2 separate regions of the Homo sapiens genome follow, and region 1 is linked to region 2. Evidence: chromatin contacts called from ENCODE Hi-C data. All regions are on one chromosome and are shown on one strand. The core of a region is the stretch at or near the end of the contact, and the rest is flanking DNA. Distances in the headings are between cores, read along the strand shown.

Region 1 (3,054 bases), core at 428-2,927, 4.3 Mb before region 2:
TCAAACTCCTGACCTCAGGTGATCCACCCACCTCAGCCTCCCAAAGTGCTGGGATTACTTTTTAAATAATGAATTCTTAGAATTTCTGCATCTTGAGCAATTGATACACATAACAATGCGGATGTATCTCAAGGCTGAGTGAAAAAAAATCTCAATTTTATTGAGAAGACACACAGGTGTAGATTCACACTCACTAGTGCATGTATAGTTGGTGCAATCTCAACAGGTCAGGGGATTTGATCAAAGAAAATTCCCCACATATACTATGGTTTTGCAAGGTGCTACCATTGGAGAAAACAGGGCAAAGGCACTCTGTAGGATTTCTCTGTATTACTCCTTACAACTTCATGTGATCTACAACCATCTCAAAATAAAAAGGTTTTCAAATTCTACCTAAGACCAGGTGCGGTGGTTAATGCCACTGCTGTATTACGACACAATTATCTGTATTCCCAGCGCTCTGGGAGGCTGAGGTGGGCGAACTGCTTGAGGTCAGGAGTTGGAGATCATCCTGGGCAACACAGCAAGACCCTGTCTCTATTAAAAATGAAATAATTAGCCGGGCGTGATGCTCCCTGTGGCCCCAGCTCCTGGGGAGGCTGAGGCGGGAGAATCGCTTGAGCCTTGACCAGCCACTGCACTCCAGCCTGGGCGACAGCAAAACTCTGTCTCAACAACCACAAAAAAGCTTTAGAATATTTAAGTCAAGCCTGTAGGAGAAAAAAACTACAAATATTTCACAAGTAATCCAATCATTAAGACACTCCTTTTGAAAAAGCCGGTAAATAAGATAAATTTGGAAGACAGAATAATCAGAAAAACAGGCAGTGAATAGGGACCCGATACGCAGCGGTCTTGCTTCCCCCGCGCAGGCGTCCACACCCTGGGTCATGGACACCGTGAGGAGCCGTTAGGAGTCACAGGAGGGGGGCCAGGGACAGGGCTGCATCTCTGCGGCCGGCCCTGGAGGCCCCGAGTCCACCCGGGCGGCCAGGGTGGGAACGCAGGTTCCATTCCAGGTTAGAACGTGGGCCTCAGCGAAGAGCGCCTAGGCAAGGCCTGGAGGAGCGGGACCCCAGGCCACACAGACCACCCGACCCCGGGAGACAATACCTGCAAGAAAAGGGGAGCCCCGAGGAGAGAGAGAGGGGAGGTGAGCCCCAGGGAGGGAGAGAGAGGAGGGGAGCCCCAGGGAGGGAGGGAAGGAAGGAAGGGGACCCCTGGGAAGGGAAGAAGGGAATGGGAGCCCCGGGGAGGGAGAGAGGGGAGCCCCAGGGAGGGAGGGAAGGAAGGAAGGGGACCCTTGGGAAGGGAAGAAGGGAAGGTGAGCCCCGGGGAGGGAGAGAGGGGAGGGGAGCCCCAGGGAGGGAGGGAAGGAAGGGGACCCCGGGAAAGAGCCCCGGATGGACGGGCCTGGTGCTCACCGGGACGCAGGGATCCGCGCCCGCCCGTCCGGCCCGAGCATCACCGTTCCGCGGCCTGGGCCGGGCTCTGAGGCGCCAGGACCCGAGGGGCGGAGGGGGACGCTGTCTCCCGCCTCGGAGCGCAGCGCCGGAGGGCTTCCTTGCATCCCTTCCCAGGCGGGACCAGGGAGGCCGGGAGGCCGGGAGTCCGGGAGGGAGCGGCCGCCGCCCTGCCCAGCACCGCCCCCGCTCAGCCAAGCCGACCCGGACTCCCGCCCAGCCGCAGTCACTGCCCCCTTTAAGAGGCGGGGCGTGGGCGGGTCCCGTCGGCCGCGGGCGGCGAGCACTTCCTGGCCGGCGTGGGGCCTGGCAGCCGCAGGCTGGCGTTGGACCCCGCAGGGGCGAGCCAAGGCCCTCGCAGAGGGCTGGACGCGCAGGGGCTGTGGGGCGCGAGCTCCCGTGGGCCCCCGGGCGGCGCTGAGCATGCCGGGAGTGGGAGTCCCCGCGGCCGGCTCCCGGCACTGCCCCGGAGCCGAGGGCCGCGGCCGTCCGAGGACGAGGGCGGAGCCGCCGCCGCGCCTGCGCAGAAGGCCGGGGCCGGCCAGAAGCGGGCGGCGCGGGGGAGATGGTAGGTGGCCCGGCGTCGCCTCTGCCCGTCGGGGTCGGGGTCGGGGTCGGGCCCCAAGGTCGGCGCAGGCGGCGCGCTGGATGTGGGAGGCCGAGCCCAGCGAGCTGCGCGGGGCGTTCCGCGTGGATCCGAGGGAGGAACGCGCCGCGGGCCCGCGAGCCGGAGCGGTGGCGTCGGAGGCGCGGGACCGCGGGGAGCGCGGGTTTGACCCGGAGCCGCGAGGGACGACCGGGAGTGAGCGGAGGGCGGGGGCCGGGAGGAACTGTAGGGGCCTTGGGGCAGGGGCCGGGGCCGAGCGGGAACCCAGGCCGGGGGCTTCCCAGGGCGGCTTCGAAACGGGCAGTCGAGGCGGGCGAGGGCTCGGCTGCTCCTGCGGGCGTCTGTGCAGATGCTGAGGCTGTTGACCAAAACAGCGCAAGGAAGGAATCCGCGAGAAGCTCAGATTCGCGGGGGAGGCCCTGCTGCCGGGAGGGGAGGGAGAGGCACAGCGGGGCCCTAGCGCGGGCTCTAGCCGGGAGCTGTAGCGTGGCTGTAGGTGTGCATCTGTGGAGCTGGTAGAGTTCCGCAGCGCAGGAGGGAGGCTGCTGGAGGTGCACATCAGTTACTTTGAAATGTGGTGGAAATGGTGATGGATGGGATTTATTCAGTCCACATCGGTTCAGAGGCCAGCAAGGTGCTGCTGGGTGTGACTGGTGCTGGGCCAGGCATGATCTTGGCGTTGAGGGAGTTGATGCCCCAGCAGGGGAGACAGGCACCAGATGCACAATTGTTTGACCACAGTTGGGACAAAGGCTAAGGCACGGGTTCCAGGAACTTGTAGGATGCGGCTGTGGGAGTGGTGTCAGATGCTGAGGGTGTGAGTTGAACTGTGGAGAATTTCTCTGGAAATTAGCCAGAGAAAAAGTGAGGTTCCGGGGCAGCCAGCCGTGTGCGGCTCCAGGCAGAAGAAACAGAATGCACAGACCCTTAGTGGTAGGCGATGATGACGTATAGGAGCTGAAAGATTGTCCTGGCTAAGGCACA
Region 2 (2,931 bases), core at 152-2,651:
ACCCAGGCTGGAGTGCAGTGGCGCGATCAGGGCTCACTGCAAACTCCGCCTCCTGGGTTCAAGCAATTCTCCTACCTCAGCTTTCCGAGTCGCCGGGATTAAAGGCATATACCACCAAGCCCAGCTGATTTTTGTATTTTTAGTAGAGATGGGGGTTTCACCATGTTGGCCAGGCTGGTCTCGAACTCCTGACCTCAGGTGATCTGCCTGCCTCGGCCTCCCAAAGTGCTGGGATTGCAGGCGTGAGCCACCGCGCCTGGCCTAGAGATGTAATTTTTGACGTTCAAATATATGAGCACTGTTTTTGCTGCTTTTTAATATTTGCACATTGTATCTTTTTCTTTTCTATCCCTTTACATTTACTCTTTCAGAATCCTTATGTTTTACTGTTTTCAGAAAACTTAGTTTTTAAAATATTCTGCTAATCATTTTTCATATAAGTTTACATTAAATAAGCCTTTTAAAGTTTATTATAATTAAATAAAGTTTATTTTCACATGTGTTTTCATATCTACTGTCTCAGAACTTTCTCCTTGCCCTATTTTTCCTATTTTATCCCCTTTTTGCATCTTTTGAGTTGACTTTTTATGATTTTATTTTTCTCTCTTTACTAGTTTGGATATTATCTACCCCACTAATATTCTTTCAGGGGTTACCTTTGAGGTTACAACTGGCAAGGTAGGTTTATCAGTGTATAATATTAAATATTATTTTACCCCTCCAAATTTTACTGCCTTTTTAGTTATTCTTTATTCTTTCCTTTATCTCTAAGCATTCTGAGTCTGTCAGTGTTTAATTCCTTTCATTTTTATTTTTTTTCCTAAAAATATCCTTAACTCCCTTTCATTATTACAGGAATTTTTGGGGGGCAGTTATTTTATTTGAGCATGTTAACTATGTTATTTCATTGTCTTTGGACTTCAGTTGCTACTTTTCGAAGATAGTACATATTTTTACCTCTAACTGCTTTTAAAATTAATTCTCGGTCTTTATTTTATAGGTGTTTTACTATGATACACCTAGGAAAGTTTTATGTATCCTACTTAGGCTTTGCAAAGGTTTCTGTTTCATTTTTACAAACGTTGGATTGATTATGGTGTAATTTAGAGACAGTGAGATTCACCTTTTTTAGACATACACATCTGTGCATCTGCAGACATGAGCACTCCAGGTTGTCTATAACACCACATGTCCTTCTGAACTTCATCTCCTGCCATTACGCCCAGCCTCCAGCAACCACTCAGCTGTTTTCTGTCTCCAGCTTTGCTTTTCCCCAAATGTTACATAAGCAGGATCACACTTAGTCTTTTGATTTTTTTTTTTTAACCTCAACACAATGCTTTAGCCATCCCTTTTTTTTATGATGCTCATTATAGTTGATCACTCTTATTTATTGCAGGCTTCATCCATGTGCTAGTTCAGCCTGTGAGATGCTGGTGAGCCCACCTCCAGGCACTCACGGACTCCCCACCCATTGAGTGTGGCCTGGATTTAGTGACTCAATCAAACGTGACAGAGTGCTGGGGTGTCATTTTCAAGACTGGGTTATGTGAAGACTGCAGCCTCCATCTGGGGTGCTCTCTCTTGGATTGCTTGCTCAGGGATGTGGGGAGAGCTGCTGTGCTGGGAGGCTGCCCATGTGAGTTGACTTGGATGTGAACCTTCTGTGGCCTGCCAATAGCCACGTGAGTGACCTTGAAAATGGATCAGCCTTCACTCAAGTCTCAAGATGACTGTGGTCTTGGCTGACAGCTTGATTGCTGTCTCATGGGGGACCTTAAACCAAAGGCACCCTGCTAAGCCACACACAGCTTCCTGGCCCACAGAAACTATGAAATAATAACCATTTCTTATATAAGCCTCCAAGTTTTGGGAGTAATATTTTGCACAGTGATGGATCACTAATACAAGCCAGTCATCAGTTGAAAGACACTGAATTTATTTCCAGTTTTATGTGATTATGAATAATGTCACCATATGCATTTGCATACAGGTGTTTGTGTGGACACTGCTGTCATTTCTCTTGGGAAGATACTGAGGAGTCAGATTGCTGGATCCCGTGAAGAATGTATGTTGAATGTTATAAAAATCTGCCAACTTAAATCTGTTTCCTGGTGCTCTTTCGTCAGCATTGGGAGATGCTCTAACATTTCTCACCAAGTCTTTCTTCTGCTCATGCGCTCCCTCTTCTTTCCCTAAGACTTCAATCATCCTCCTCATTGCCCTTTATATCTCTAAACCATTGTCTGGAGTTTCCATTCTTCCCTTTTGCTTCAATCTGTTTCATTCTGGGGATTTTCTGAGTTATCTTCCACTTCTCCAGTTATTTTTTATTTGTTTTGTTTTTAAACAACTATATCTAATTAAATTTAACTTTATCCTCTGTTGTACTCAATTTTATTACTGCATTTTCCAATTTCAGAATTTCCATTTGACGATTTCCTTATAGTTTCCTATTTCTGCTGAAATTCTCGTTGTTTTATTTCGTGGGGGGCTGAGTAAACATACTTATTTTAAGGCATGTGTCTTTGAATTCCAACCTTTTGAATCCCTGTGGACATATTGCAATTGGCTGCCGTCTCTGCTTTTAATTTTTTATCTTATTTTGTGTGCTCCTATGCCTGGTTATTTCTAACTGTGTTGGACTTTGCATTTGAAAAATGGTTTCTATGAATGTTTTGAAGCCTAGGATGCTATTACTGCCCTTTGGGGAAAATGTACACGTGTTTCTCCCAGGTACCTGTAGGCCTGGTTACATCTGGGCAACTCAACATGGTTCTTGGTTCTGGTTCACTCTGACTCTTGGGAAGAACACTTGAAGGCCCCACCCCAAGGCCTTGGTGGGGCCACGACTCAGTTTCTTGCCCTGTAATTTGAGAAGGCAGTCAGAAGCACAACTTGACTTCTTAGCTGCCTTCTCTGAACAATGTG

What was found. Hi-C counts contacts between places; a loop is a spot of excess contacts on that map. Pooled maps may share reads with other maps.
Region 1: a loop to region 2 is called in a map with no recorded cell type, with 10 times the contacts of the local background. The contact joins the promoter of SLC9D1 here to the promoter of MYO16-AS1 in region 2. A Hi-C loop is called at or near these places in 3 of 37 single-sample maps with no recorded cell type and 3 of 50 pooled maps.

Annotation. Positions count from the first base shown.
Region 1 is chr13:113,489,644-113,492,697 of GRCh38, reverse strand. It overlaps SLC9D1 (solute carrier family 9 member D1), which reads right to left and starts at 1,677. Exons shown (of 13, transcript NM_017905.6): 1 at 1,425-1,677. It overlaps DCUN1D2 (defective in cullin neddylation 1 domain containing 2), which reads left to right and starts at 1,987. Exons shown (of 7, transcript NM_001014283.2): 1 at 1,987-2,031. The coding sequence starts at 2,029. RefSeq lists a silencer at 1,367-2,286 and an enhancer at 2,517-2,816.
Region 2 is chr13:109,165,773-109,168,703 of GRCh38, reverse strand. It overlaps MYO16-AS1 (MYO16 antisense RNA 1), which reads left to right and starts at 1,401. Exons shown (of 3, transcript NR_047700.1): 1 at 1,401-1,685; 2 at 1,994-2,068. The region is part of intron 33 of MYO16 (myosin XVI); the gene reads right to left.